2 separate regions of the Mus musculus genome follow, and region 1 is linked to region 2. The links are chromatin loops, found by intact Hi-C in ENCODE. Cell type or tissue: left cerebral cortex. All regions are shown on one strand. Links, peaks and the distances in the headings refer to the core of each region. The heading gives the core; the rest is flanking DNA. Region 1 overlaps Sf3b1 (splicing factor 3b, subunit 1). Region 2 overlaps Mob4 (MOB family member 4, phocein).

Region 1 (16,147 bases), core at 3,221-11,220, 140 kb before region 2:
AACCCATCAAAAGACAAACTTCCTTTTCTAGGAATTTAATGTGAATACCTTTGCCAAATTAGAAATAATCTCTCGGCCTTCCACTCTAGCATAGTAATCTTCATCAATCAACAGTGGCTCGATAACCACAAGAATCTGAAAGAATTAAAAAAAAAAAAAAAAAAAAAAAAGAGGAATTACATACATTTCCACATCAATTTATCAAAGACATTTGTTAATTAAGGGATAGGTTAAACAATTTTAATTCCCTGGCAGTAATTGCACATTCCTTCAAGGGCAGCCTGGACTAAGTTCCAGGTCAGCCAGGGCTACATATACACACAAAGGAAAGTAACAACTTCCAGATTCCACACAGTGGAAAAATAGAACCAGAAAAATAAAAGTTAAACCATTAAACACTACTTCGAGAACAAACCAACCTTGTGCACATACGGCCGCACCAAGTCATCAAGTTTATACAATATTCTATCAATAACTTTCACAAGTAAATGTCGCTCTTGATCCTCAAGTGTAGGGGACATCAACAGAGGAAGAATCTGGTTAAACAGTGGTCCAGCTCCAAATTCTCGAGCTTTATCAGTAATCTGACGTAAGGCAGCCTGAGGAAAATCAGAGAAATGAGAAAAGTTATTTTTTTATGAGCAAACATTCCAAAGTGGCAATTTGCACCAGGAATAATATACTGTATACTTTTATAGACAATTTACATAAAGTAGTCTGAATTTGTTTCTGTCGAAATTGTTTTGATATTCAAACTCTTATCTAAGTTCAACATTAGCAACTCATTTTAAAAGGGCAATTCATTTAGTGGCAGGTGAGGGCTTAGAGGTAACGGTGCATATACCACCAAGCCTAATAATGACTCTATTGCAACTCTGAGATCCAGACAACAAAAGGAGAGAACCAACTTCCAAAAGCTGTCCTCTGAACTCCATGTTTATCCTGGAGCATGACCTACCTGTCCACTTGCACACATATCCTTGCACCATGCATGCACACATGCATGTGTGTAACAAATAAATAGATGAGCATAAAAGAAAAAAGGGTAACTTAAGAGGGCTAGCAAGACTCCTTCCTCAGTGGGTAAAAGGTACTGGCAGGTCACCAAGCCTGATGATCAACTGAGTTTAATCCTCACAACCCAGACAGCAGAAGGAAAGAACTGATCCTGCAAGTTATCCTGACCTTCCACTTGTGCTCCATGTGCACATGCCCATAAATAAGATGGTTTTTAAAAAAAAAAAAGAAAAAAAGGATAATTTGATAATTTAGTAGAGCTTTGGAGCCATGTGCCATATGCCTTAGTTCTGCTTGAACAACCTTCTATGTTCAAGTCATATTTGATGCTAATATAGGAAGTCATATTATATTCCACAAAATACCTCTAGGTTTTAAACACTTTAAAGCTGTCAAGGAGAAAAAGAATTTAGCCTTCTCATATCCTTATCAGAACAAAAATCCTTTGATTAGAAGAATTAAATTCATTGAGCCGGGAGCATAAGACTGTAATCCCAAGCAGCTAGTCCAGAATAAGAGGATCCAAAGCTCAAGCCCTGCCTGAACAAGCTTATGGCCAAGCTAAGCAACTTATCAGAAACCATATACAAAGTTAACAGAACCAAGGCAGAAGAGTGTCATGTCTTATTCTGCTAACTCCATCACTTAGGTAACTAGGTTTCAAAAAGACTTGCTATTGGTCTAAATCCAGCCTGGGCTACGAGTTTCAGGGCAGTCTGGGATAGTTCAAGAACCTATCTCATTCATAACCAACAAATATAATGAATATAACAAATCAAAAACCTAGAACTAGGAATCAGATGTGATACACAACTTCAATGTTTATTAAAGGGGATACATTATCTTTAATCTGAGCACTTGGGAACAAGGGGCAGGTGGATCTCTGTAGGTTCTAGGCCACCTGGTCTACCTATTATATATAGTAAATTACAAAACAAGTAGGACTATGTAGAGACCCTGTCTAAAAAAATAAAAAGCCAGGAAGTAGCAGTGCACACCTTTAATCCCAGCACTTGGGAGGCAGAGGCAGGCAGATCTCTGTGAATTTGAGGCCAGCCTGGTCTACAGAGTACCAGGACAGCCAGGGCTACCCTGTCTTGATAGAAAAATAAATAGAACTTACCTTTCTCATTGGAGGTGTACCATTCTTAATTTTTAAAAGCAACTTCATTATTTTTCTTTCTTTTTGTTCTTCTGGACTAAGTGTTGATTCATCTACATCAACCTACAATAAAATTTCAAAATAGATCAAATTTATGATTTGTAACTCCCAAACAAAGAGCAATACTTTAGTTTTGCTATCACCACTTACCAATAGTTTATCAAAGTACTGAATGTCATCAGGTTTTAAAAATGGAAGATTCCCAGATGGCTGGTCATTGACACTTTTCATAGTTCTGTCTTCAGTTTGCATGTGGAAACCAGTCATACCACCCAAAGGTGTAGGAGTTGCTGTCAGCTTTCGAGCTGGAGTTCGAATAGGAACATAACCAGCTGGAGGGGGAAGTACCTAAGAGAGTTATAAACATGTTAGTATAACGCCCTTGGCTTCATATACTCTTAAGACAACAGAATGAGTAGCATCTGCACTTAAGAGATTTTACAATGTATTAGCTAGCAAGTTTACCTGAAGAAAATATATCCCACTATGCAATGTTACCTAAAAGTTAAGATTATTATAGAAAATATTATTTGCTAATTAAAATTTAAGTGGAAAAGAAGAAAATATATGAAGCACTCTTTAAAAGATTCTCATCACCTTAACATGCTTGAAATATCATGTTGTCAAGCCAACATGTCAAACTAACAAAACTGGAAAATTTAAAACCCGATTCAGTGATTTCCTAAAAGACACTGTTAGAAATTCTACAATTACTCATTTCAGCGGAAATGAATATATGGTTTATGTAATAGATTAAAAAGATCATGCATATTACCATTTACATAAAGACCTAAATACTATAAAACATTTTTTAAGATTAAACTCTACAGATTTGACTTAAATACATGAGAGTAAAATTAAAGTATCTGTCAAGACACTTGGAAAGAAACACCAAATTAAACCCATTGCAAAAAAGAAAGTCTTAAAAATATGAGTTTAAAGCTGTAAGATTCTTTTTGTTGTTGTTGCTAATTACACTTTCTTGTTAGGTCAATAAAGACTAACACAGGTCCTCTCCAAACATCCTTAGTTGTCATATCTAAAAATGTCAATGATAGATATTTCAGTCCATGGGCAGCATGGACTATTGACTAAAAAAGAATTTATTCGCTGAGTCTTACAGTATGTCAAACACATTGCTGTCACTCTACATTTAGGACCTAAAGGTGTATTTAAGATTTTAATTAGTAAACTCACAAAAGAACAAATGTTCCTCCTATTGGTATTAAGGAACCCAAGGACTATAATTGAGAAATATATTTATTAGATTGTCCACATACAAAATATTACAAGGAGGCTATAGGTGGTTTGGTTTTTAAAGTTTTGCTGATTAATAGTGGTTAATCAAATCCTTGCCCTCCTGGGCAAATACTCTAGCACTAAGCAATACGACATGTGCATCTAAAGCAAATAATCTAATACTAGCTTAAGTGCAACGGGGGTAGCACACAAATCAGCACATTGTTTTGACAAAGTCAACAGAAAGGCTCTCTAAAGGCCATTCCTTGTAAGCCTGAGGTCTTGATCCGGACTCTAGCTATCATCACAGACAGCTCTTTGCCAACAAGTAGTTCCATGATAATAGGTACTTAGTTCAAAATAAACTTCAATAAACCCAAACTACAGAGTAAGGTCCTGTTGTAAAATAAAACAAAAAATAAATTTCAAATTATTGATAAAACATTCTTTGTGTCACCATCAATCTATGTCATTTAGAGACAAAGTTTTATTGAACTAACAAATAAAACCGGCATGTTATCTGAGCTCAGTCCCACAAAACTAATTTAGAGGTTCTCTAAGCACTGTCTGTGGACCTCCAGAAGCCCTTAAGATGCCTCACAGAAAGAGTAATAAATGCCAGTAGCGGTAGCATACCCTTCAAGACTCTATGCCTTTAAAGTCACCTGGTCTGTCTGTACCTTGAACTGCAGGCCAGCCATGGTTACATAGTGAGACACTGTCTCAAAAAGTAATGAGCTTTTGTTGTTTTCTCAAAGCAGATATTAGAAAAATGGCTCCGTGATTTAAAGCACTTGCACCTCAAAATGAGATCCCAGTGCTCACAGCTGCCTATAATTCTACTGGAAGGTTATACTCGCTTCTGCAGAAACCTGCACGTATTCATGCATATAATTAAAAATAAAATAGTGTTTTTAGACAGTTTTTAATTGTGTATATATGTGTGCCTGAATATAACTTTGTACACTTGAAGACAGAGCCTGGAAGGCCAGCACAAGACCTCAGGTTTCCAAGAGATCATTGCTGCTCTTTAAAGGCAATACATGTTCTTAACCACTGAGCCATTTCTCCAGCCCCCAAAATAAAAGTTTCTGCTGGGAGGGGTTTGAGGCAGAGTATCTTTTTGTAGCCCTGGATGGCCTAAAACTTGTTATCTGGACCAAACTGACCTCAAACTCAAGAGATCCGCCTACTTCTGACTCCCACCAATCATTAGGATTGCCAAAGTAATAAAAGCTCCATGTTACTTATTTCATCTCTATTACTTTTTCAAACTGAAATGCACTTACTAATACCTAAAAATATGAAATTAGTAAATTTCAGAAAGGCCAATGCTAATTTACCAGGCAACTTTTTTAACTAAATATTTAAAACTCATATCCTCAATACAACATAGTCATCATATATTCACTGCTAGTACCTTATATCCTTCTGGGAACATAGCATCTAATTCTTCATCAGAAAGTGGGCGGTTTCGTTCATCAATTTCTCTCTCCCACCGCCACGCCTGAAGCTGTTCAGGTGTCATGCTCATTATGTGACCTACCAAAAAAGCAAAATTGTTAATGACCAACAGTGTAAGACTTAGGCCCTTCAGATACAAAATAGTTAACATCAGTCCGTATCAGAGTTGTTTTTACATTGCAAATGCAAATCAAGGCAGTTATATATTTATATTTACATTCTTAATAGAAAAGCTAGCATTAGTGGAACCCAGAAAAAAAAAAAAAAAAACAGCAAAAAAAATTAAAATAGCTGTAAGAGAAAGAATGATGAAAAAAATTTGTACCTGGAGTCGGGGTAGCCATGTTCATGGCTGGTGTGCCAATTGGTGTTTTTCCTGGAGTCAGAACAGGAGTGCTTCCACCCATTTGACTCGCCGGCGTTTCATCCCAACGAGACTTTCTTTTACTTGCTCCAGGAGTTGGTGTTTCACCAATAGAGTCTCCACCTCGATCTGTTCGAGGAGTCTCAGCCCATCCACTTCCATGCCCAGGAGTATCTTGAAAGACAAAGGATCAGTAAAACCACACTATTAACACTCTTAAAATGCTGCTTCCCCTACATGCAATTCGATTAAGTTCAAAAGGAGTATATTTCTAAAACAAGATCCAGTTAAAGTTTTGCCCAGTATTTGTTTCCTTTTCACTGACTACAAAGCCACAGATATGAACTAATGAGAAACAGAAAAACAAAACTTTCTTCATCCACACCTCACTGTTCATCTTGAGCCATGTTCCAGCTATTTTCACTATATAGCAAACACTAGATTTAGGCAAATTTCTGAGAGAGATATAAAATATAGCCTGGCAGAAGCCAGAAAGTAATGGGAGAAAGGAAAATCTGTATCTAAAGAATGCAGTATGTTTGGATCACTGAAAAAAACATAGAAGTGAATAGCAGTCAAAGTCATAACTGTGCAACTCTGGAAATATTCTTAAAGCCACTAAATTGTGCACATTAAAAATGGTTAAAACGGGTGCATTTAAACACACACACACACACACACAGCGTACTCACAGGAGGCTGAGGAAAGAAAGAAGGCTAATAGTATCCACAACAATTTTTTTTAAGTTTAAAAAAAAAAAAGATTCTTCCTAAAACCTTCAGCCTCTTCAAAAGAGGGGAAATTAATTGAGTACAATATTACCTAAGTTTTTTAAATTTTAATTTAAACAAAGTTGAAGTGTGTTGCCTTTCTTTACTGTGTATGTTGGGGAGCACATGCCATGATACACATGTGGAGGTTAGAGGTTACCTGTGGAGCTGGTGTCTCCTTCTACCATGTGGGTCCCAGGGATCATACCCTGGTCCTCCAGTTTGGTTGGTGGCAAGAGCCTTTACCTCTGAGCCACGTCACCAGTCCAAAGTCGAAAGGTTATTAAGAAAGGTTCTAACAGATTTCAGCTTGGGTACTGAGACAAACAGTACAAGAAAAACAAGTTTTATAAACTTGGTAGGTTTAGGCACATCCACATCAGCTGGTTATTTATAGAAATCTATATTTATACTAGGAAATAAGGACCTCAGTCTGAAGACAAAATGCTGGAGTCAACACCTCATCCACACACTCATCTACACTGCACTAAAGTACCTACCTCTTTCTGTTTTGGGGGTCTCATCCCATCTGTTTTTACGAGCACTGGAAGTTGCACCACCATGGCCCGGGGTTGCATGGCCTGGTGTGTCGCCTCGCCCAGGAGTAGCAGCTCCCGCAGGTGTATGACTCGGTGTAGGGTCCCATATTTTTGAGCCTGGGGTTGCGCCAGGTGTTTCACTTCCTTTTGCACGACCCGGTGTCTCATCCCATCTTAAAGATGGGGTATGCCCAGGGGTCTGTACAAAGCAAAGGAATTTTGTTTCACATACCTATACACCTTAGAGATATAACTACAAATTTTCTATTGCACAAAAAAAAAAACAAAACAATAAATGTATCTTTCAGTGGAAGTTAGATATCATTTTGCTTACTGATTTGCAAATGCTTATGATGAAAACAAATTTACAGCTTTCATTTGGAACTGAACAATGTAAAAAGCACTAGATTAAAACACAAGGCTAGAGATGGCTCAACAGTTAAGAGCACTGGCTGCTCTTCCAAAGGACCCTGTTCAATTCCTAGCACCCACACAGTGACTTACAACTATCTGTAACTGCAATTCCATGAGAGTCAATACCCTAATACAGACATAAATGCAGATGAAAAAAATGCAAATTAAAATAAATAGAATTTTAAAGATACACAAAACATTCTGGGTTATAAACCTTTGTGAATATATATGTGTTGGTAATTTGCCATGAGCTGCTTAAGCTTGTAAAAGATAACTCTGAAAGAGAAATAATCCCCATTTTAGACCCAAGCATGTTTGTCTCAAACTATTTCCAAAACACATATCCTGGCTCAGGCTGACTCCCTTTTACAAGGGAAGAAGACAGAAGAATAGCAAAAGAGCCCAAAAATAAAACACTGTTCTTGAAAACAGTTAAATCGTCTATTATTTGCCCCATGATAAAAATGTCTGGCTATAGGACTGGAGAGATGGCTCAGAAGTTAAGAGCACTGTCTGTTCTTCCAGAGGTCCTGAGTTCAACTCCCAGCAACCACATGGTGGCTCACAACCAACTGAAATGGGAGCTGATGCCCTCTTCTGGCCTGCAGGCATACATGCAGGCAGAACACTGTATACATAATAAATAAATAAATAAATAAATAAATAAATAAATAAATAAATAAATAAATAAATCTTTAAAAAAAAAAATCTGGCTGCAGCAGGAAAGAGAAGGCAGTTCCGCCATGAGAAGACCCTCCCCTCCCCTCCCCTCCCCTCCCCTCTTCTCTCTCTCTCTCTCTCTCTCTCTCTCTCTCTGTTTTTCGAGACAGGGTTTCTCTGTATAGCCCTCCCTGGCTGTCCTGGAACTCACTCTATAGACCAGGCTGGCCTCGAATCAGAAATCCACCTGCCTCTACCTCCGGAGTGCTGGGATTAAGGGCATGCGCCACCACGCCCGGCTTTTTTATTTGTTTATTATATGTACAATGTAGTGTGTCTTCAGATACTCCAGAAGAGAGCATCAGATTTCGTTACAGATGGTTGTGAGCTACCACATGGTTGCTGGGATTTGAACTCAGGACCTTTGGAAGAGCAGTCGGCGCTCTTAACCACTGGCCATCTTAACAGCCCCACCTTTGTTCTCTTAACCAGGCTACTCCAGCGGTCTCCGTGCTTGATTCTATGAAACCCTGATTCAATGAAGTTTTATTTATCTGCTGTACCTATCAATCTATTATTTGCCATGGTTCTTTAACTCCTCTCTTTTTTTTTGACTTCTCTTTTAAAAAAAAAATTATAAAAAAAATTGTAAATTGAGAAAAATAAATCAAAATAACCAGAATAACCAGGCCTAAAAAGTCTACAAAGCTCACTAAACTTCTATATGGTTAGAACAGCCATTTGGAATGGAAGCTGTGTAGCTTTCTTTTACTCTTATATGATATATACTTAATAAGCTCATTGAAAACTAAAAGCAAAGCTACTGTAATAATCTCCAGATGATACAAGGTACCCTGAAATATACACTGAGTTTAAACTCTGAGTTTAGAAAATTCATGTAATTTTGTCTATCTACAACTCCAATGCAAGACTTTCAGCTCTGAAATTAGTGCATCCCCAAACTGGATCCCTGAGACATTAGAACCTCTGGGGAAGAAGGAATCCACATGTATTATAATAAATACTTTAAAGAAATATGTTATGAGCCAGAGAAAAGTGCATCTCTGTGAGTTCAAAGTCAATCTGGTTGACTTGAGTTTCAGGCAACCCAGAGCCACGTAGTAAAACCCAATCTTAATGAAGAAAAAAAAAAGTCGGGCGTGGTAGCACACACCTTTAATCCCAGCTACAAAAAAAAAAGAAAAAAAAGAAAAAAGATTATTTATTTGTATGCCTGTGTTTGAGTACACACGTCACTGAGCAAGCGTGGAGATCAGAGACTAACCCATGGGAGTGCACTGTCTCTCTCTACCACATGAATCTTGTATCTGGAACTCACACTATCAAGCTTTGCAGCAAGCTCAGAGGGAAGAAAGATTAGAAGTGGATTTGAGTAATTTATCCAAGAATGTAAAAGAGCTCTGAATATCCAGTGTCTTGGTGGTGGCAGGGCTTGGGGAGGTGGGGTAAGTCATCCTGAGACAAGATAACCCAGAAACTCATAATCCTCCCTCACTCTCACCACACTCAGCTAATAAGGATTTTTATTCGTGATGGGAAAACAAAAATGATTCTGGATAGAGGTATGTGGATTTCTGAGTTCAAGGATAGCCTGGAATTTCAGGATAACCAAGGCTACACAGGGAAACCCTGTCTCAAAACTGTAACAACAACAAAAACCTCTGGATTAGGTAAGTAATGAATGAAAATGAATTATTCACAAACTTAATTTGCCCTTCCTATGCAAAAAAAAAAAAAAAAAAAAAAAAAGGTGGTAATATGAATCTTACTGCCATGCATCCTATTTTTTCCATAAATGAGCAAAAAAGAAAGGTAGGTCTAAGTCCTAATTACTTTCCTAGAAACACATTCTTTCCTAGAAGGCTTAGTAGTTAAGACCATTTAACTGCTCTCGCATAGAACCTGAGTTCAGTTCCTACCACTCACTCACAGTAATAGCTCACAACAACCTCTAACTCCAATTCCAATGGATCTGACAATTACTCCTAAGTAGCTGCACACATGTGATGTACATTCAGACAAACACCTAATAAAAGTAAATCTTGTAAGAAAAATAAACTTTTCTATCTAATTACAAACAAACAGCTAGGCAGCTTTGAGTAGAGCAAATTTATTGTGGCTTTAAATATTTAACTCTGAGCCGGGTGTGGTGGCGCACACCTTTAATCCCAGCACTCGGTGGGCAGAGGCAGGTAGATTTCTGAGTTCGAGGACAGCCTATGAGAAGAAGGCTGCCAAGCTGAAGGAGAAGTATGAGAAGGAAATTGTTGCCTAGAGAGCTAAAGGAAAACCTGATGCAGCAAAAAAGGGGGTGGTCAAGGCTGAAAAGAGCAAGAAAAAAGGAGGAGGAGGAGGAGGAAGAGGAGGAGGAGGAGGAGGAGGAGGAGGAAGAGGAGGAGGAGGAGGAAGAAGAAGAAGAAGAAGAAGAAGAAGAAGAAGAAGAAGAAGAAGAAGAAGAAGAAAAAAAAAAGTTGGTTGTAGCACAGTTTCTTTTTCTTGTCTGTAAAGCATTTAGGCTGGGCGGTGGTGGCACACACCTTTAATCCTAGCACTTGGGAGGCAGAGACAGGCAGATTTCTGAGTTCGAGGCCAGCCTGGTCTACAGAGTGAGTTCCAGGACAGCCAGGACTATACAGAGAAACCCTGTCTCGAAAAACCAAAAAAAAAAAAAAAAAAAAAAAACCAAAAACCAAACCAAAACAAAAAAAGCATTTAACCCCCCCTGTACACAACTCGCTCCTTTTAAAGAAAAAAAAATTGTAATGTAAGGCTGTGTAAGATTTGTTTTTAAACCGTACAATGTCTTTTTTTTGTATAATTAACACACTACTGAATGTGATAGCCCTGTCCTGGTGGTATTTTCAATAGCCACTAACCTTGCCTGGTACAGTCTGAGGGTTGTAAATTGGCATGGAAATTTAAAGCAGGTTCTTGTTGGTGCAGAGTACAAATTAGTTATATATGGGGACAGTAGTTTGGTGGCTGCTTTGTTGACATTCTGAATGCTTCTAAGTAAATACAATTTTTTTTATTAATAAAAAAAAGTTCCAGGCTGGCCAGGGCCACAAAGCAAAACATGCCTCCAAGAAAAAAATAAATAAAATAAAATAAAATAAAAGACACAAATAAAATTAAACTAAAAAAGAACGTTCCATTCCTCAACATACGGACTGGACTATGTCTCAAAGCCTTATTAAGGTATTGAGGTTGTAAGCCCTAATGTGACCGATTTTGGAGGCTGGGGACATTCAAGGTTAGATGAAACGGAAGAAGATTGAGGGAAAAGTTATGAGAAAACAGTGACAAAGTATTCTCCCCAGACAACAATCCTGCTACCACTTCATCCTCTACTTCAAACCTCCATTATTGAGAAATAATGGATATAAAGTTAAGCCATCCAGTAAATAGTAACTTGTTTTACAAGCCCAAATATGAACACAGTCCATAGAGAAAAATATGAAAATAGCAATAAAAAAATAAAAGATTACCTCTGCCTGATCCCAACTCGATAGCTTTTTGGGAGTGGCACCAGGAGTCTGGTCAGCGGTCTGATCCCAGCGCCGTTTTCGTTTTGAGGGAGGCTGGGATGCTGCTGCTCCATTGACGACTTTTAGTTCTCCAGCTTTAGCTTTTTCTGCTAGTTGTTGCCTAATTTCTCTCTGAAAAACATTTCAAACAGCAAATCATTTGATTAGATGGAGGAAACTCAAGTAGCTATGCTTACCGAGCATGCTTAAGCTCCTAGTCAATCCCCAGCACCAGAAATAGAAAAAATTTCTTTAGTTAAGTTTTAATTCTACTAGCATAATCATTTCTTTTCAATGCGCTATTTAGTATTCCATTCACAGCAGGATGGGTGGCGATGGCGCACGCCTTTAATCCCAGCACTGGGAGGCAGAGGCAGAGGCAGAGGCAGGAGGACAGCCAGGACTATAACAAAACTGTCTCCAAAACAATGGGGGGAAAAAAACAAAAAAACACTCGAGCTGGAGAGATGGCTCAGAGGTTAAGAGCACTGTCTGCTTTTCCATAGGCCCTTGAGTTTAATTCCCAGCAATCACATGGTGGCTCACAACAATCTGTAATGAGATATGGTGCCATCTTCTGGCCTGCAGGCATACATGCGGGCAGAACGTTGTATACATACTAAAATAAATCTTTAAAAAAAAAACTCATTCTGTTCCTAGTGATATCATTCCTTATCTTTAATATTGTGTGTGTTTGTGTGTCTGTGTGTGTACACACAGCATTAGCTTTCTTTCTAAACAGTACACATGCAACAGCCTATGTTTTGAAGCTAGGGAAAGTCTTATTGAAAAATAAAATCTCTAGTCAGTGAGACTAGTGAAGTTAGTCTTGTAATCGCCCTAATCAGTAAGTAAATATCCACTTAGCAGAGAACTGAAAAATATGCAACTGAAAGTTTTTAAGACTCAAGACACAAAAATAAGCCAGGTGCAGTAGCACATGCCTATGATCCATAGACTAGGCAGGTATATTGGTTTGAATTCAAGTCCAACCAATGCGTGAGTTCTAGCCCAGTCAGGAATACATAGCAAGACTCTTTTCTCAAAAATAGAAAAGAACTAGAAACATGAAAACAAAACTTAGTGTCATAATAAATGCATTTAATTCACCCTTTCATTTTAAAATGAGGTTCCAGATCCCTTTAAATCGCCTAGCAAACCCTACTTTTATTGTTAATATTGCTACAGGAACCACGGGAATCTCAGTGATGTATACCTGTCATTCCTTAACACTCAGGAGACTGAGGTAGGAGCGTCAGCCTATGACTATGAGGCTACAGAGTCATTTCTAGGTTAGCCTGGGCTACAGGAAGACCCTACTTCATTCAAACAACAATAAAAAGATTAGGACCAGTGATGGCAAGACAGCTCATTTGGTAATAGCACTTTCTGTTACCAAGTCCGATAATCCCTGGAACGCTCTTGGTAGAACTCTTGCCAGTTGTCCTTTGGCTTCCACAAGCACACCATGGCATGTACCAAGCATACACACACAAATAAATGTAATGAGAAGACCAAAAATACAAAAACAGTTGAGGGTTGGCTTGTTAGCATTGCATTCATGTTAGCACAGAATTATCTCTATAAGCCAAATGGAATATTTAAAATTCTCCATCTATTGCCAAACCCAATCTCCAGTAAATATTCATCAAAAATTAATGTGACCACTAGCTTCATGAGGTATGCTAGTAACCCCTTAAACACCTCCCCAGGCAAGCAGACACTCACAGGAAGCCAGGAAATCAAAATATCAAGTGTCAAGGGTCATATAATTCTGGGATTTTTTTAACTTTCTATGATTGAACTACTATAGTCCAATTGTTCACACCTTTAACTCCAGCACTTCAGAGGGTGAAGCAGGCAGATCTAAGTTTTAGGTCAGCCAGGGCTACATAATGAGATCACCTTTTAAAAGTAATTTAAAAGCTGGACATGGTGGTACACGCCTTTAATCCCAGCACTTGGGAAGCAGAGGCAGGCAGATTTTTGAGTTCGAGGCCAGCCTGGTCTACAAAGTGAGTTCCGGGACAGCCAGGGCTATATAGAGAAACCCTATCTCGAACCCCCCGCCACCCCCCCAAAAAAAAGCTAGACAGTGTAGCACACAGCTTTAAGCCTAGCACTGGAGAGACAAGTGGATCTCTGAGTTCAAGACCATCCTCTCTCCAGAGTGAGTTCCTGCACAGCCAGGGCTACACAGAGAAACCCTCTCTCAGGGGTGGAAAAAAGCAAAAAAAAAAAAAAAAATATTGCTATGAACATCGAAACCTAGATAAATATAAAATTCTCTCAAATGTTCCAACATTATTTCACAACCATTACACTGAGAAAGCAGTTCCTACCTCTTCCTTAGTCAAATGTTGTTCTCGCATAACATCCATGTAGGTTCTAGCATTCATTTTAGGATCGGGAGTCTTCCCTCCTGCAGAAAAGAACAGCAACAGGACAAGAATACAATAAATAAAGGGTATTAGGTTCAATTGATTTCTCTGCCCTGCTCTAATATTATGTTATTCCATAATCATTTAATTTAGTTTTTGATGGAAAACTTTGATAATTATACATCTTACTTTTTTATTGAGTTTGCTGATCAATTTAACCTGTTTGAACACAAACATATCTACAGCAGTTTAAAACAATTATTTTAATGCATATAGAAAGCAAAATGACAGCACAGTTTAGTCTTCAGAAGTGATGGGTTCCTGGGTTGCTAATCCGGAATACGTACACTTTCGTGCCTTTGTCTCCATCAGCAGTTCTGACTTCAAGCAGCAGAATAGAAGCCTAGAAAATTATCTCTTTACCATTAGTAACACTTTGGAAAGATATTTATATTCAAAACATTACCTGTTGCAAGCTGTTAAAATCCTGACTACAGTAACTGACTAACATTAAGTTCTTCATACAGTGATCTAAACAGTTGTAACTTAGAAACTCTGATTATAAAAAAATAAACCTACAATCATATTCTCACGTCACATTACTAAAAGGGCTTCGTGCTTTTTAAAGTTTTTTCCTTGACCCAAAATATAATTCTATTTCTTAGAAAGTACAATCACAACTGGAAACATACAACTTAAGATATATTATTCTACCAGTTACTACAATGCACACAAAAGAAAAGTGGTGTACAAAGAGATGTGTCAGTCTCTTGGTTAAAATTTCAGTATTTGCTTTTCAAATTGCAAAATATCTTAAAGAAGCCCAAACAGTGCATAACAAGAACACGAAGGCACACTATGCTTTAGAAAAGTGACAATAGCTATACAAGTAGTATAGCATTACAATTTAGGACAAAATAATAAAATTCTAAGACATCTCCTATGCTGACGATCATGCCCAATTGGTAGTGTCATTCTTTCTAACACTAGCTCTGATAAGACTTCCTTTGGAATACTTTTTCACCATAATCTAGAGAGGATGTGTTGAACTGCACCCTTAAGAATGCAGACAGGACTGGCATATAGCAGTACTGCTGTAGGAAAGAAATTAAGGACAGTTAGTATGGGCCTGTGAATTCTGACATACATGTTTAAATCAATTACAATTATGCAAGTAAAGCAAAGAATATCCCTATTAATTCATGCAGGCTGAAAGTCTAATTTGTAAAAACCTGCAGCAGAATCTAATTTTAAGAACAGGCACTTAGTTTTGATGCTGGGACTCACTCACCTGAGGAAATCTTCCATCAGGCTCACTATGCCCCTTGCACACTACAATTAGCAAAACAGACTCCAACTATTAAATACCAAAGTCTTTGTATATAGCTTTGTTTTAACTATATAAAGTTGACTAGAGCAAAGTAGGTGCATTTACTAAGCTATAACAATAAGGGGAACTAGTGTGAGAAATAGTTTCTCAAAAGTAACAATCCAAAACTCTAGAATTTGGAATGAAAACTTTGCAATAATTTGAAAGTATTTTGAGCAGAAAAACACATTTGTTCAAAGTATACCAAGAGTACCCAAAACAAAAGTAAAAGAAAAACCTTTAACCCTTTGCGTTTCTATGGCATTGGCTCATTATTTTCTTGTCCTTCTACCTGGAAAGAAAACTTGCATTATAAAGATGAAGAATATGGCATCTTTGACTTCAACCAAATCTATACAAATCTATAAAGGGGTCTTTAAAAACGAAAAGCAAATTCATAAGCATGCCAAAAAAAATCAAAGGGCTAAAGACAAGGTAATTAAAATAAATTTCTGAATACTTATAGAAAAGTGGGAAAGAATTACCATCTGCAAAAGGATCAAGACGCTCTGGGGAAATTATCATGGTCCGCCTATGCTTTTTGTATTCATCTTCCCGATCGGCAATCTTTGGAGGACGATGCTCAGCAAATGGATCATACTAAAAAAAAAGGCACATCTCATTTTAATACCCACCCTATTTAAAAAAACTAACCCATCCTCACCACACACACAAATGAATAAACCATTATTTAAGACAAAAAAAGTATGTGTGGCTGATCAGTTTCCAAAACTCCAGGTTTGGCTTAATGAATGCCTTTACAAAACAATTATTTCTGACTCCCCCAAGTCAGCTCTTCTCTCAAAACATTCTCAGAACTGCTAAAATTCCTGTGCTCCCATGGAAACTGACTCCCTTTTTGTAAGCTGAATAACTGCGAGGCATCACCTGCTCTGTTGACTGTGGTATATCATTAAGCAACGCCACGGGGGCATGATATCCAGGCTTCTTCTGACCGAGCAAGCTCGTGGATGATGAGTAGTCATCGTCATCCTGCAATCAAACACCCAAAAGGTCACAACATAAAAAGCAACATGACAACTACCCATGAGTTTATTTGGAACTCTTAAGTTTTATTTAACCACAGAAACAAGTCAACAATAATTGTTATCAAAGCTATTAACTTCCATAACAACATGTTTACACATCACTATACACTCATACATTCTACTTTAAAATAAAATGTTTCTTAATTCTAGAACATACAGCCACCACTGTCT
Region 2 (16,147 bases), core at 5,248-13,247:
TGGGTCTGTAGTTACAGACAGTGATGAGCTGCCATGTGGGTGCTGGGAATAGAACCTAGTTCTACTGGAAGAGCAGCCATTGATTTTAACCACTGAGCCATCTCAGCCCCGACATAAATATTTTTTGATGGGGTCATATTTCTATTTAGAAATTTAAAATTCTATTTGTAACTGGAATAGTAATTTATACTATTTGTTTAAAATAGTATTACAAAGTTATAAATTGCTCACCAGTATTGCTAGCTAGCTCTTTAAAACTCTGATTTGTGTGTGTGTGTGTGTGTGTGTGTTTGGAGATTTTTTTATTTTTCTTCAGCGCAACTTTTATGAGTATTATCTAACAATTGTAAACGAAAAGTGATGAACTTTTCTTTCCAGTTAAACAGTCCATGAAAGATTAATGAGAAATGTATTTGAGGGATTGTGGTTACAAAAAATTACAATGTATATAGTTCATTGATGTCCATTTAAGAAGATTTTTTAATCACATTGTAAAGGCATTTCTTCTACTCTGGTGTGAGGTTTGGTTCTTTATTAAGATTTGATGTTTATAGCAGCATTACTGTATCTTTCATATTACTTTGTATGTCCTTTAACCATGAGTTTACTTTTATAGGATTTCTATAATTGGCCTGATGAATCATTTGATGAAATGGACAGTACACTTGCTGTTCAGCAGGTAATAAAATTTTCTTTTATAACTCTCACAACAAACATTTTATTTCTTTGGCGTAGTTGAATATTCCCATGTTGTGTATGAGGGGGCACAAACCAGATTCCATTGGGTTAATGGAATGGCCATTTAACAATGTATTCAAAGCTCATTTTATTAAGTATGTTATGAAATTTGAATATATAAGGAATTAAAAGTAATTGAATGACAAATTAGGATAACTAAATAGAAATAAATGCTGTACCTTTGATAGCATTTTTGAGATCTGTATCTTTTTATAATTGTAGTTCATATTATACCCTCTATGTGAAAGCAGAGATGTTTTCCTTTAGTTCATCACTACTATCTCCTGACTCCTTCCTGTACATTGGCTCCCAAGGAGGGCTTCCATAGCATATTTTGTTTCAGTAGAACCTTGGGAGATGTTTAGACATTTTTGTTGAGAATCACTTTCTATATGGTGGTTCTTTCAAATTGAATAGAATCAGGCAGGAGTTTGATGAAAAAAAAATATTCATGGCTAATTGTTAAAGTTCAAATTAAGGGGTTAATTGTGGTTGCTGGCCACAAGATGAAGCCAGTCATATTCTATCTTAGAGTGGGGAGCAGTTCATGAGCATCCTACTGCTAACTTAAGTGTTACTGATGGAAGGGGAAGAGTTGGTAAATGAAATCAAAACATATAAAGTTCTTAGTTAATAAGAAAAAAAAAAGGAATGGCAGAAAATAGGCTATCCAGGGGCAGGATGTATTGCTCGTGGTAGAGCACTTGTCTAGTGTGCTTGAGGAGCTAAGTTTGAGTCCCTAGGACTGGAGGAGAAAGAAGGTAATATTGAAAAGAGAAAAAAGATGTCTGTAAAGCCACAAAACTCATAACAAAAGCCAAAACAACAGCAAACCCCAGAGAAACTGGTATGAAATCGATTAGATTAGGTATAGGTTAAGTAAGGTTTTTGTTATTTTTTTAGGAGAGTGAGGAGTTCATTGTGCTGGGAATGAAACCCAGGGCCTCACACATGCTAAGCACGTACTTGACCACTGAGCTATTTCCAGAGTTACAGCTCACCTTCTTATAGCATCAGATTTGAAGTAAATTTCCTATAACCAACAGAGAACTGTGGGCTTTATTTTTTCATTTTATTAGTCTTTGTCTATTAATTTCCATACTATATTATTTAAAATTAATACAGTTATTTTCAGATATGTTTAAACTTAGGTTAACTTTTATTGCTTGTTTTCAGTTCTCTGATTTTTAAAATTTGTAATTTATTTTGTGTATAGTGTTTCAGTGCCTGTGTGTATGACTGTGCACCAGGTACATGGTGTAGGAGACTGTGGAGGTCAAAAGAAGACACGGAGCCCCAGAAAAGGAGTTACAGGCTCTGGTCAGCCACCATGTGGGTACTGGGAGCTGAACCCAGTCCTCTGCAAGAGCAGCAAGTGCCCTTAACTACTGAGCCTGCTCTCCAGTAGGATGGTAGTGGGGGGTGGGGAGTCCTTATTTTGAGATGAGCCCTCCTATTTGCCAGCTAGCCTCAAACTTGAAGTAATAGCCAAGGACGACCAATTTCCCAATCCTCCCAGTCCTCCACTTTCCTAGTGTTGGCATTAGAGGTATGCAACACTTTATCTGGTTTATGTGGTGCTAGGTTTTGATCTTGGGCCGGCTTCATGCTAGGCAGGTAGTTTATCAACAAGCTAATACTCCTAGCCCTGTTTGTTCCCTTTGTCTTTTTCTTCTTGCAAGTCACTTTCCCCCCTTTTGACAGGTTATTTGACCCTTTTAGCATTGTTTTTGGTTTTTCGAGACAGGGTTTCTCTGTGTAGCCCTGGCTGTCCTGGAACTCACTTTGTAGACCAGGCTGGCCTTGAACTCAGAAATCCGTCTGCCTCTGCCTCCCGAGTGCTGGGATTAAAGACGTGCGCCACCATGCCCCGCTTTAGCATTGTTTTAATTGTAATTTTGAGTATGCCTCTGTGTGTGTGTGTGTGTGTGTGTGTGTGTGTGTGTGTGTGTGTGTGTTTGTTTGTTAGTTTTGTTTGGTGATAGCATAGATTACTGAAGTCTTAGTCTACCTATGTAGAATCAAGTGTTTTATTATTAGTTATTATTACCCTTACATGGGCCCCTTTCCTCACTGATTTTACTTCTTATTCCCTTATATATTTGTAGACATTCATTGAAACCCAGTCAGACAGTGATATTTTCTTTGGTAGGACTAAAGAGTGAATTTAAGCACTTCTTAAGTACTAGGCAATTTCTCTACCATTGAACTATGTATTTGTAGCCTAATGTTTCTTTTCTTTCTTTCTTTCTTTTTTTTTTTTTTTGACAAACTTCATTATTTACTGTCTGTATATGTTTTCCTGTGTATGAAGGTACATGTTGGACATGGTGCTTGTATGGAGGTCAGAAGACATAGTTCTCCTCTTTCTACCTTTATGTTGGTTTCAGAGATTGACCTCAGGGTATTCCACTTGTAAAGTGAGCACCTTTTCTTGATGAGCCCTCTCACTGACACAATGTTTCTTTATTTTGGCTTGAGGAGACAGTTTCACTCTCTAGCTTGAAGTCATGACAGTCTGATTTTGACCTCCCAAGAGCTGGAGTTAGGGGCATGAGGCATCATACCCACCTTGAGAGTTACTGTTATTTTCTCTTACTGAGACATGGTCTCGCTGTGTAGCTCTTGATGGTCTGGCCTCGCTGTGGAAACTAGGCTGGCCTCAGACTCATAGAGCTTCTGTCTGTGCCTCCCAAGTTCTGGGATTAAAGATTTGCACCACCCTGCCCTGCCTTGTAATTTCTGTTACTTCTAATGTTTTAAATTTCCTTTTATTTTTCTTTCCTTGAACTTTTTAGCAGTTTTTGTTTTAGCATGGTTTGTTGTCTAGGAATTCTCTTTTCTTTTGCTTGCTTGTTTTCTTTTTGGTGCTAGTGTGAGTCCAGAACCTTGCAATACTAGCAACCACTGTGGTCTCTGCCTTTAGTTTTCTTTAATTTGAAAATATCTTTATCTTCATTTATTTTGGAACATAGAGAATTCTGGTTGGCAGTTCTCTTAGTACTTCTTTCATTCTTAAAAATTGCACTTATTAGGGGGAGATATGTGGGTACACATAAAGAGGACAGAGGATAGCTTGAAGATGATTGGTTCTTTCCTTCCAACTTGTTGATCTCAGGGATCAAACTCAAGTTGTCATGTGCCTGAGCCATCTTTCTGTCTCTCTTCCATGTTTTTTGATGAGAAAGAAGTGGCTAGTTGATTTCTGTTGGTCTTTTTTCCTTTAGTCTTTCTATTAGTCAGCATTGCTACAATGAAATACTATAGAGTTTAGACAAATAACCTGTCTCAAGGCACAGTTCTGGACGTCTCGTTTTATTTTATTTTATTTTTTTCTTGAGACAGGGTTTCTCTGTGTAGCCCTGACTGTCCTGGAACTTGCTCTGTAAACCATGCTGTCCTCAAACTCACAGAGATCCACCTGCCTCTGCCTCCTGAGTGCTGGGATCAAAGGTGTGCAATACCCAAACCCAGGGGTTCTGGATGGAGGTTTCCGTTTGAGATTGGATGACCCTAATGCTTTGGGCCTCAAAGAAGGAGTTAGATGGCAATCACGAGCTCTTACTTACCCTCAGGTTCTTAGGGATACTGTTTCTACTTAAACCCGAAGAGAACTCGGCCTCACATCTAAGATGTGCTTCTTTCACTCCTGAGCCAAAACTGGAAAGTGCCGTACAACAGACACTTGTCTGTGACCCTGTTGTAGGTTGGAACCACTGTTACAGACCTATTTCAGCATCCTAGTAGTCACTTTTGAGTTCAGTCTTTGTCAGTTTGGGGAAGGGGTTAATAAGCAAACACGGCCAGTTCATTGACATCTGTCCCTTCTGCTCTTTATGTTTCTGAGACCTCAGATTTTTGGTGCTATGTTTTTTTTCTATTTTAATATATATTCTTAGACCTCTACTTCTCTTCCACCCCTTATCCCACCCTAATGCCTTCTAACCCCCTAACACTAGGTAGGAGAGGAAGGTGAGAGGGGAAATGGGGCAAACACCTCTATAGGTTTTGCTGATTAGGGGTGTTGAGTTTCTTGGGGTCAGTCCAGCCTTCATTGTCAGGATCTCTCCAACTTCTTTTGGTTAAACCACAACAGCAGCCACCTCCTCCTTTGTCTTATTCTTCTGAACACCTCTGACTCCTCTCAGGGCTCTGGCATTTATACCCTCCCCAGGATCCCTAGAATTTAACTATCTGCAGCTGGCAAAGATCATGCCCCTCCTAGTGCACAGGGCAAATTGTAATCACCTACTGAGAAGCAGCCTCTTAACCACACGGGGGTCTAAATAAAAGCGTGTTCATATACTGTAACTGGGTTTTTAAAGAAACCAAAATTCTCACTACATTAGATAGCAGAGCCAGGTGCAGTCAGTCCAGGTTATGCTTTCATTCACAGGTAAAGATTGATATGTTCATTCCATCTTCTCTGAAATTGGAAACCATAAAATAATTTTGTGTGCAGTTATATATAATACTTGTATCACATGGCCCCAAATTATTTCTAAAAACTGCCTTAGAAAATAGTATTAGGTCATTATGATTAAAACGTCAGGGTTTAAATATAACAAAAAGAATGATGTTTTGCCTGTTGCTTTTTAATGGGCATGATCTCACTGTGTAGCATTAGCTGACCTCAAATTCGCAGAGATCTTCCTTTCTCTGCTTCTAGAGTGCTTCTGCTTCCACATCTGTTGTACATCATTGAAGGAACTCAGGACAGGAACTTAATCAGGGCAGGAACCTGGAGGCAGGAGCTGATGTCTCACTCCTCATGGCTTGCTCAGCTTGCTTTCTTTCTTATAGAACCCAGAACCACCTGCCCAGTGCAGGCATCACCCACAATGCGCTAGGCCATCACCTATCAATAACTAATTAAGAATATATCTTTGCTTGGTTAAAGTCACACCAAGATATTTAATATTATTTGTGACTATTGTTAAGGGTATTATTTTCCTAATTCCTTTCTCAATCCATTTATCCTTTAAGTAGAGGAAGGCCACCAATTTGTTAGAGTTAACTTTATATCTAGCCACTTTGCTGAAGTTTTTTATTAGCTGTAGGAGTTCTCTGGTAGTATTTTTGGGGTCACTTATGTATACTATCATATAATCTGCAAAACGATATTTTGAATTCTTCCTCCCCAGTTTGTATTCCTTTGATCTCCTTTTGTTGTCTAATTGCTCTGGTTAGGACTTTGAGTACAATATTGAATACGTAGGGGGTTTAGTGGGCAGCCTTGTCTAGTCCCTGATTTTAGTGGGATTGCTACAAGTTTCTCTCCATTTAGTTTGATGTTGGCTACTGCTTTGCTGTATATTGCTTTTTACTATGTTTAGGTATGGGCCTTGAATTCCTGATCTTTCCATGATTTATCATCAATGGGTGTTGGATTTTGTCAAATGTTCTTTCAGCATCTAATAAAATGATCATGTGGCTTTTTTTTTCTTGAGTTTGTTTATATAGTGAATTACATTTATGGATTTCCATATATTGAACCATTCCTGCATCTCTGGGATGAAGCCTATTTGGTCATGATGAATGATCGTTTTGATGTGTTCTTGGATTCAGTTGGTGAGAATTTTATTGAGTATTTTTGCATTGATGTTCATAAGGGAAATTGGGCTGAAGTTCTCTTTCTTTGTTGGGTCTTTGTGTGGTTAGGTATCAGCGTAACTGTGGCTTCATAGAACGAATTTGGTAGTGCTCCTTCTATTTTTGTTTTTGTGGAATAGTTTGAGAAGTATTGGTATTAGGTCTTCTTTGAAAGTCTGATAGAACTCTGCACTAAACCATCTGGACCTGGGCTTTTTTAGTTGGGAGACTTTCAATGCCTGCTTCTATTTCCTTAGGGGATATGGGACTGCTTAGATGGTGTCTTAGTCAGGGTTTCTATTCCTGCACAAACATCATGACCAAGAATCAAGTTGGGGAGGAAAGGGTTTATTCGGCTTACACTTCCATACTGCTGTTCATCACCAAGGAAGTCTGGACTGGAACTCAAGCAGGTCAGGAAGCAGGAGCTGATGCAGAGGCTGTGGAGGGATGTTCTTTACTGGCTTGCCTCCTCTGGCTTGCTCAGCCTGCTCTATTATAGAACCAAGACTACCAGCCCAGAGATGGCACCACCCACAAGGCGACCTCCCTCTTGATCACTAATTGAGAAAATGCCTATTAGCTGGATCTCATGGAGGCATTTCCTCAACTGAAGCTCCTTTCTCTGTGATATCTCCAGCTGTGTCAAGTTGACACAAAACTAGCCAGTACAGATGGTTTATCTGATCCTGATTTAACTTTGGTACCTGGTATCTGTTTAGAAATTCATCCATTTCATTCAGATTTTCCATTTTTGTTGATTATAGGCTTTTGTAGTAGGATCTGATGATTTTTTTGAATTTCCTCAGTTTCTGTTGTTATGTCTTCCTTTTCATTTCTGATTTTGTTAATTTGGATATTGTCTCTGTGCCCTCTAGTTAGTTTGGCTAAGGACTTATCAAAGAACCAGCTCTGGGTTTTGTTGATTCTTTGTATAGTTGTCTTTACAAAGATGGACAATGACTTCTCTTTTTCTTGAATAGTCAGAGACCAATATTAATTGGCCCATTTCCAATATTGTTATAGGGGCCTGAGGAGAAAGAAATAAGAAAATGGCTGATCAGTTAAATATTCAGAACATATAGTATTTGTGAATTTTATTTGCTATCTTATATGACCATAATAATTCATTACTTAAAATAGTAACACCAAAAGATCATTAACCACAGGTTAGCATACAGATAATTAAATAATAGTAATAAAAATGTTTGAAATATGAGACTATGAAAGCTGGATGCAGGGCTGAGATGTAAAGTGTGTACATAATGTTTGAGAAAGGATATCAATACATTGCAGGCTTGCCACATTTATTTGTTAAACCACAGGACTGAAAAGTGTAATAATGTAGAGTACAATAAAAATGAGCTATGAACATACTGAACAGGTTGTATGTATGTATTTAAGAACATATATGAGTATACATAAATGTATGTAACAATGAAAAAAGCAGCCATGAAATTGAAAGAGAGCAAGGGGGGTATGGGAGGATTTGGAAGGAGAAAAGGAACGGGGGAAATAATGTAATTTTATTATAATATCAAAAAGTAAAAGGTAATTTTAAAAATAAGTTTTAGGCTGGGCGTGGTGGCGCACGTCTTTAATCCCAGCACTTGGGAGGCAGAGGGCAGGCGGATTTCTGAGTTCGAGGCCAGCCTCGTCTACAAAGTGAGTTCCAGGACAGCCAGGGCTATACAGAGAAACCCTGTCTTGAAAAACCAAAAAAAAAAAAAAAAAGAGTTTTAGATTTAAACATGAATTTTAAACATGAGTATATGTTGAAGGAGGGGGAGATTTGGAAAGAATTATTGTGTGGAATTTGAGATGGTTCAGATTAGTTGCATATACTTAAGAGCATTAAAACTTAAGATCATTAGGATGAGCTGAAAAAAAATCTGAAAAAAATTCTAGGCATCATGTGCTCATATTAGCATCTCATGGGAGGCTGAGGTGCAGTGATGACTTAAGTGCTAGGCCAGGCTGGGCAGCATAGTGAGAACCCATTCCCTCACAAGTCCTCACAATGCAAGGGGTTTACATTGGAACTCAAATCTAGTGTATTAGCACATGCCTGTAATTTCATTACTAAGAAGGCGAAGAGTTGATGTTCAATCTAGCCTTGGTAGTGCACGCCTTCTATCCCAGCCCTTGGGAGGCAGAGGCAGACTGATCTCTGAATTGAATGCCAGCCTTGGTCACCTAATATGGCCATGAGGAATGAGGCTGGTTAGAGAGTCCACAGCAAGACTTAAGCTGTGGCAATTTTATTGGGCGTAGTCAGACTTTTTATACCTTTATTAGAAAGAGAATATGGTGGCAATTGCCAGGATCTTTACATTTGTAGTTGTCGGGATACAATGATGTTTGCAAACTTTACTGGGTAAAAATGATTAATGTCTAAAGACCAATTGTCCTGTCAAGCTTCTATGCTGCTATAACTTCTAAGGGAACATACAGAGAAACACAGAGTAACTGAACACTTTACTACCTGAGGGAGTGCATTGGTCTTTCAGGAACTGCAAGGCACATTGTGCCCCAGGACCTAACCTGAAAAACCTATGACATATGCCTGTCAAGGCAGCTAAGCAAAGCCAACTCCATGGTTCCTTTCACATAGCAAATTCCAGAACCTCCAGATCTACACAGTCTCAAAAACCAAAAAATATTAAACATACTTAGCATGAAATTTAACATCCAGTATAATTTAATTAACCATAAGAACTTCTTTCTTTATAGTATATTCAACAGAACATAAGGGCAGACTGCTCCAATATTGACAAAATTCTTGAACCACCTGAAGGCCAAGATGAAGGTGTATGGAAGTATGAACATTTAAGGTAGGTCTTTAGGAAATCCCAGGATTGTACTAACAGTTCTAGTAATAATACACTAATAATAAGTACCCTCTAATGAAAATTATGACTCAAGTAAACTTTGTATAAAGCAGAACAGGGGTTTTTTGTGTCTTTTTGTGTATTTTGAGACAAGTTCTCATGTAGTAGCCCAGGCCTTGATCTGTCTACTTGATCAACTTGTCTCCACCTCCTACAAGTGCTAGGATTGAAGACAAGTGGTGTCACAGCTGGCATGGATCTCCTACTTCAGCCTCCTGAGTGCTAGAATTAGAATTACAAGCGTATGAATGATTATTATTAATTCCAACAGAGTTATAAGGATCCAAATCTCCTAATAGCCCATATTGAACCTCTGTGATTAGGAAAAGGTGCCCCATTTGAAAGGCTCGTAATCATGGTAGGATGTGTGGATTTTAGCTCTGGATTGTCTTTTCATTGTGTTAGCTCTGTAGTAGATTGACTTAAAGCTGTCAGTTTTGTGCTTTTGCCAGGTTATATTTGCAGCGCTGCCAAATGAGCTAGTTGGACTGTATAAGCCTATGCTTATCATTGCCAATCTTTGTTACCTCTTAGTCAACAATAACTCAGAACCACGTAAAACATAGTTTGCTGATATGAAGTAGTGGTCAGTGATAGGTGATCAAAAATAGTGTCATTGCCAGGCGGTGGTGGCGCACGCCTTTAATCCCAGCACTTGGGAGGCAGACGCAGGTGGATTTCTGAGTTCGAGGCCAGCCTGGTCTACAAAGTGAGTTCCAGGACAGCCAGGGCTATACAGAGAAACCCTGTCTCGGGGAAAAAAAAAAAAAGGTGTCATTTTAGTATGATCTATCTTCCTGTCACAGTGTTATTTTTATAGTCTTAAGCATAGAATTACCCAGGAAAGTAAGTAAAATCCTAAAAAAATAAAAATGTATCCTTTGCTTTTTGTTTTCTTCCATTAAAATATATTTACGTAGGCTGGGCATGATGACAAAGCCAGATTTCTGTGAGTTTAAGGCCAACCTGCCAGCAGGTACTACATAGTGGGAATCTATATCAGATAAACAAAGTGATACATAAAAGTATGCTTAAATAAATAGTGATTTTAATTAATAAGTTTCATATAAGTCTTTTTTCTTTTTGGTAACCTGTTTTATCTTCTAAATATAAGGCTTTAATATTGCATTTTTGGGGAACCAAAGTGTTTTTGTTTGATGAAGAAACACTAGTGACTCTACCTTGATAGAGTGGAGTACATACCATAGGTAGGGTTTTTAGAGTGAACACATTCAATAGTGTGACAACTATAAAATACATTTATTTTTATTACAGAGGATTGTCTTACATCAAATGTCTACCTAAAATTGTCTGACATTCATTATAATTTCCTTTATTTTTAGTATATTGAAAACTATTGAGAACCGGGCCTGCCTGGCACATTGATCTTAGAACTTGGGAAGTGAAGGCAGGAGCTGAAGTCATCCTCAGCTGCATATCTAGTTTAAGGGCTGAGACTATCTCAAAACAATTTTTAAGAGTAGTAAATGGATTTTAGGCATTGTATAAGCTTTACAGTTTTTAGTTTTAGAAAAAATGAATATCCTGGAAATTCTAACAAAAGTCAGGAAGTTACATTTATACATTCAAGATGTATGTATTACATACATTCTGATATGTTTTCATCTATGCATGTAAACAGTAGTGAAATGAAGGACTTAAATTTTGTATATTGTATGTAGGATAGCTTTTGAAACTTCTGTTATTTATATTTTGATGTGCTGGGAAGTGAACCTAGGACCTTGTGCATACACACTAGGTTCACTAGTGCTCTTACTAGTCGTGGTCTCAGCCCAGACTCTGTAGTTGCTGCTCCTTCTCTGGATATTTTGTGTGGTGATGGTGGTGGTGGTTTGTGTGTGTGTATTCCCTCATGGATATGTGTACAAGGAACCATGCGTGTGCATTCATGTGTGCATGCCTGCCTGCATGTTTATGTGTATATGAGTTTGCGTGTGCGTTCATGTGTGCATGCCTGCCTGCGTGTTTATGTGTATATGAGTTTGCGTGTGCGTTCATGTGTGCATGCCTGCCTGTGTGTTTATGTGTATATGAGTTTGCGTGTGCATGTTTATGTGGAGACCTGAAGTTGATATTGAGATTCTTCTTTGATTTATTGCTACCTTATTTGTTAAGACATAGTCTACCATTGAACTAGCTTGCTCAGGGCATCCTCCTTCTCTACCTTTTAAGTGTTAGAATTTCACAAGGGAGCTGGAGAGATGGCTCAGCCGTTAAAGGCTAGGCTCACAGCCAAAAATATAAGAATTTCACAAGAGCCACCATGCCCACCTGGTGTATTAGTCCTGACTTTTTTTTTTTTTTTTTTTTTTTTTTTTTTTTTTTTTGGAGGGGGTTGGAGTGGATTAGGGACAGGATCTCTCTCTATGTAACCCTAGCTGTTTTGGGAACTCATTATATAGAACAGAGTGGCCTTGAACCCACAGAGATACATCTGTGTCCTGTCACCACTCACCTCACCTGGCATGATTTAGTGTTTGTTGTAGGTTTTTGTTTTTGTCTCAAGACAGGATTTGTCTGTGTGGTTAGCCTCAAGAAATCCACTTGCCTCTGCCTCCTGCGTGCTGGGATTAAAGGCGTGCACCATCATACCTGGTTGGTTAAGTATGAAAGTTCTAATCTATAAAAAAGGTTTAGACATTTTTTTATGTATGTAATTGTACATAGAAAACACCTACATAATTTTTATATAACTAAAACATCTTTCATGTTTAATCATACATATCAACAACTTCCTATCCTTCAGTTGATCATAATCAGAAGTCTTACCACATATACACGGTTAATGTGAACACCTTTGTAACATAACTGTATACAGTTCTGAAAACTGCATTACAATAGATTCTCAATCAAAAAGTACTTGTTTTTCTAGAGTCTTGGTGAAATTTCTAAGTACTATCCAGAAAAATTAAACAGATTTTTATTGTATAAAAGGATAACCAGCTTGACCACCTTAAAAAATAAAAGAAGAAAATACACAAAGCCTGGATAATAAATGTGCTTTTTGCATTTTTAGGCAATTCTGCCTTGAACTAAATGGACTTGCTGTCAAACTTCAGGTAGTATTTTCTTTATGTTAAAGCTGTAATTCAAAGTTCTCATTTTTAAAAATGATTTTGTATGCTTAGATTTTTCCAGTGTTTCCTATTATCCTTTTTATATTTTATATAGAAATATTATAACCCAAATGACCATTTTTTCCATTATCATTCTACATATTAAAAAAATAAAATTATTTTTAACAGAGTGAATGCCATCCAGATACCTGTACTCAGATGACAGCAACTGAACAATGGATTTTTCTTTGTGCAGCTCATAAAACTCCAAAAGAGGTGAGAATTGAGAGCTTCCAGTACCTGCTCATTGGCACCATTACTTTGGGCCTGAAGTGAGGCCAAACATCTCAGATGGGAGCATTTAGGGAAGCAAGTCTGCTTACATGGCATCCAAGAAAGAGAGTGAAGAGTCAGGAGCCCAGTGCCCTCAAAGACACTGCCCATGGCCTGCTTCCTCCAACTCGGCCTCATCTCCCAAAGTTTCTACCACTCCTGAGAGACTGGCCAGCTGGGACCCACATCTTCAGGAGATAAGCCCTTGGGGAACATTCCATATCCATATATGAACAGAAATATTGTGGAATGTAGTGGGTGTAGTTGTACGATATTATACTTAACACTGCTGAATTTGTTTAATATCTGTGGGTGTGATGTATGTGCAGTTGTGTGTACATGTGTGTACATGCACCCGTGGAGATGAGAGAAGTCCATAACCCTATACTCCCATGAGGCCTGTCTTTCAGTGAACCTGGAGCTAGGCTGGCAGCCAGCAAGCCCTAGAGATCCCCTTTCTCCTCCCCCACCGCCCAGACTGTGCTTAAGTTCCAGGTGCTTCTGGGCATGTCAGCGTTTATGTATATGTTTGGGATTTGATCTCAGCTCCTCATGATTACACTTAGCCACCGATCATCTTCCCAGACCTCCAAAACTGCTGAACGCAACATGAGGGGGGGGGGAGAGAATGAGTTAATATGAATGAATATGAGAATTCTGCATGCATGCATGTATGTTCATACTGTGGCACAAGACAGACGTCTGTAGAACAACTACAACCTTGTGCAAGTCATGAATCATCCAGAGTTCCTGCTTCTCCAGTTCTCCTGAGGGTTAGAGTGGGAACCCAGTGTTCTTCCTGTCCCCAACACTGTTTCCTTAGGGTTAGCGTCGGAGTGAAAGTAGGAATTAGCTAATGTATCTGCTAGAAGCCTGATGATACAACTCACAGCAACAACAGCTTTATTTATTGATGGGATGCACTTCATGATCATTCTGAGGTCGGAAGACACTGTTTCTTCGAGTATGTTTGTGTCTTTAGAATAAGATACCTGACATGGTTAATTGTATACTTGCTTGGATTGAGACCAGGCTTGGAGATGAATAAAGGATGTGGTACATCAGAGGGCATTTACAGATAATTAAATCATGAGAGCCCTGACATAATAAATGGTTTAATACCTCATAGATATAAAGTTTGAACAGTGTTGAGAGATGGAGAAAATGGGACGGCTGAATTTGTTTAGAAGCAGGATGCTGGAGATTGATGGTCTCTGAAGGGCATTTTCTCACCTTACCCCTTCCTGTTGTCGACCTGCTTCCTGTCTGCTGTGAGTTGATGATTCCTCCCTCCACAGCCTTCCCACCATGGTGGATTAAAACCTCTAAAAAGAAACCTTCCTTCTTTATGTGGCTTCTGTCAAGCGTTTGGTTACTGTGGTAAGGAAAACTAGAAAATATTACCTAAGAAAAGAGAGGCCTTTTGTTAATGAATTTAATTTTCTCTTTTCTAGTGTCCTGCCATAGATTATACAAGACACACACTGGATGGTGCTGCATGTCTTCTGAATAGCAATAAATATTTTCCCAGCAGGTAAACAAAATCTTTAAATATGGTATTCAGCTTTTTTTGGGTTTCATTTAAAAGATTGATGTTTGAAAATTAAAGTTAGGGTTTTGGTTATAATTTTTTTTATAACTATATAGTTGACTTGTTCAGATTGAGTTTGAAATTAAGGTGTGGTTAAACATCAGAACTGTCTCCCTCCACTCATAGACTAGTGTAGTCAATGGAATCCCTGCTGCTCCACGCTGCTCCTTCTCTAGGCCACTTCTCAGCAAGCAGTAGAATCTGCTTCCCCTGATAAAACAAAGGAGCACACTTGCTTAAGGGAGACTGCTGTTTTTCCTTATTTTTGCCTGTAGCAAAACATTAGCATATATTTAATTATACATAATAATGGCATCGTTATGACATGCGTGTATATCCTGCATTTATCATATACACTGCGTTTTGATACTGTTCACTCTGTTGCTCTCTTACCTCACTCACCCCTTTCAAAACTTCCCAACAGGCCCCCTTCTGTTTTCCTTGTTTTCTTCCTCTTCCTCCCTCCCTCTCTGCAGCCCCTCATCTTTTGCCGCAGTAACTTTGATTAGGGTGGCTTAGATACATGGATGGGAGCTGCTTACAAAAGCCTGTGCACTGCAGCCTTGATCCAGATGCTGCTCGGCCTTGGGTATAGCCAGTACCAGACTTGGGAATCGACAAGATTGCATTGTATGTTTCTAACATTTTGTCCAACCTGTGAATCTTTTGGTTTCTCTTCTTTTTTTAGGGTTAGCATAAAAGAATCATCTGTAGCAAAACTAGGATCAGTGTGCCGTAGGATTTATAGAATATTTTCACATGCCTATTTTCATCACCGGCAGATATTTGATGAATATGAAGTAAGTATATGTCTCAGCTTGCTTAATATTTCTGTGCTAAAGACCATGACCAAAAACAGCTTGGAGAGAAAAGGGTTTATTGCCACTTACAACTCTTAGGTTACACTCCATTACTGGGAAAGTCAGGGCAGTAACTTAAGGCAGAAAATGGAGCAGAAGCCATGGAGGACTACTACTGCTTATCTTGCTTCTCCTGGCTTCCTCAGCCTGATTTCTTTTTGTTGTTTTGTTTTTTTGTTTTGTTTTGTTTTTTGAGATAAGGTGTCTCATAACCTTGACCAACATGGAACTCAGTATGTAGACCAGGTTGGCCTCAAAAATCTTTTTTTTTTTCTTTCAGTTGTTACAGAATTTCTTTCTTTCTTTTTTTAAAATTGGATATTTTCTTTATTTACATTTCAAATATCCCCTTTCCCAGTTTCCCCCAGAAACTCCCTACCCCCCTTACCCCCCCCCCCCCCCCCCCCGCTTCTATGAGGGTGCTCCCCACCCACTCCCATCTCCCTGCTCTGGAATTTCCCTACACTGGGGCATCAAGACTTCACAGGACTAAGGGCCTCTCCTCCCACTGATGCCCAACAAGGCCATCCTCTGCTACATGTGCGGCTGCAGCCATGGGTCCCTTCATGTGTACTCTTTGGTTGGTGGTTTAGTCCCTGGGAGCTCTGGGGGAGTCTGGTTGATTGATATTGTTGTTCTTCCTATGGAGTTGCAAACCCCTTCAGCTCCTTCAGTCCTTTCTGTAGCTCCTTCATTGGGGACCCTTTGCTCATTTCAATGGTTGACTGGGAGCATCCACCTCTGTGTTTGTCAGGCACTGGTAGAGCCTCTCAGGAGACAGCTATATCAGGCTCCTGTCAGCAGGCACTTCTTGGAATCCACAATAGTGTCTGGGTTTGATGACTGTATATGGGATGGATCCCCAGGTGGGATAGTCTTTGGATGGCTTTTTCTTCAGTCTCTGCTCCACACTTTGTCTCAGTATTTTGTTCCCCCTTCTAAGAAGGACAAAAGCATTGCACACTTTGTTTGGTCTTCCTTCTTCTTGCGCTTCATGTGGTCTGTGAATTGTATCTTGGATATTCCGAGCTTTTGGGCTAATACCCACTTATCAGTGAGTGTATA

What was found. A loop is a pair of places that touch in the nucleus more often than their neighbours do. Peaks named below come from ENCODE experiments on the same cell type or tissue, not always from the same donor. Only the 100,000 strongest peaks of a DNase experiment are listed, where the experiment ranks them.
Region 1: a loop joins it to region 2, with 2.5 times the contacts of the local background. A loop is called at or near these places in 5 of 42 quality-filtered maps.

The regions. Positions count from the first base shown.
Region 1 is chr1:55,000,964-55,017,110 of GRCm38, forward strand. It overlaps Sf3b1 (splicing factor 3b, subunit 1), which reads right to left. Exons shown (of 25, transcript NM_031179.2): 3 at 15,816-15,920; 4 at 15,413-15,527; 5 at 13,520-13,599; 6 at 11,139-11,309; 7 at 6,517-6,754; 8 at 5,208-5,420; 9 at 4,839-4,960; 10 at 2,330-2,527; 11 at 2,141-2,242; 12 at 420-599; 13 at 49-135. Among named protein-coding and RNA genes, the nearest start is that of Sf3b1, 18 kb to the right of the region's middle. In left cerebral cortex, for the core only: a CTCF peak has its summit at 7,553 (motif pointing left); no DNase peak of the experiment used is centred there.
Region 2 is chr1:55,136,061-55,152,207 of GRCm38, forward strand. Mob4 (MOB family member 4, phocein) reads left to right here. Exons shown (of 8, transcript NM_025283.3): 2 at 617-679; 3 at 9,064-9,164; 4 at 12,259-12,301; 5 at 12,488-12,574; 6 at 14,086-14,165; 7 at 14,911-15,022. Among named protein-coding and RNA genes, the nearest start is that of Mob4, 13 kb to the left of the region's middle. In left cerebral cortex, for the core only: no CTCF peak of the experiment used is centred there; a DNase peak (open chromatin) is centred at 9,665.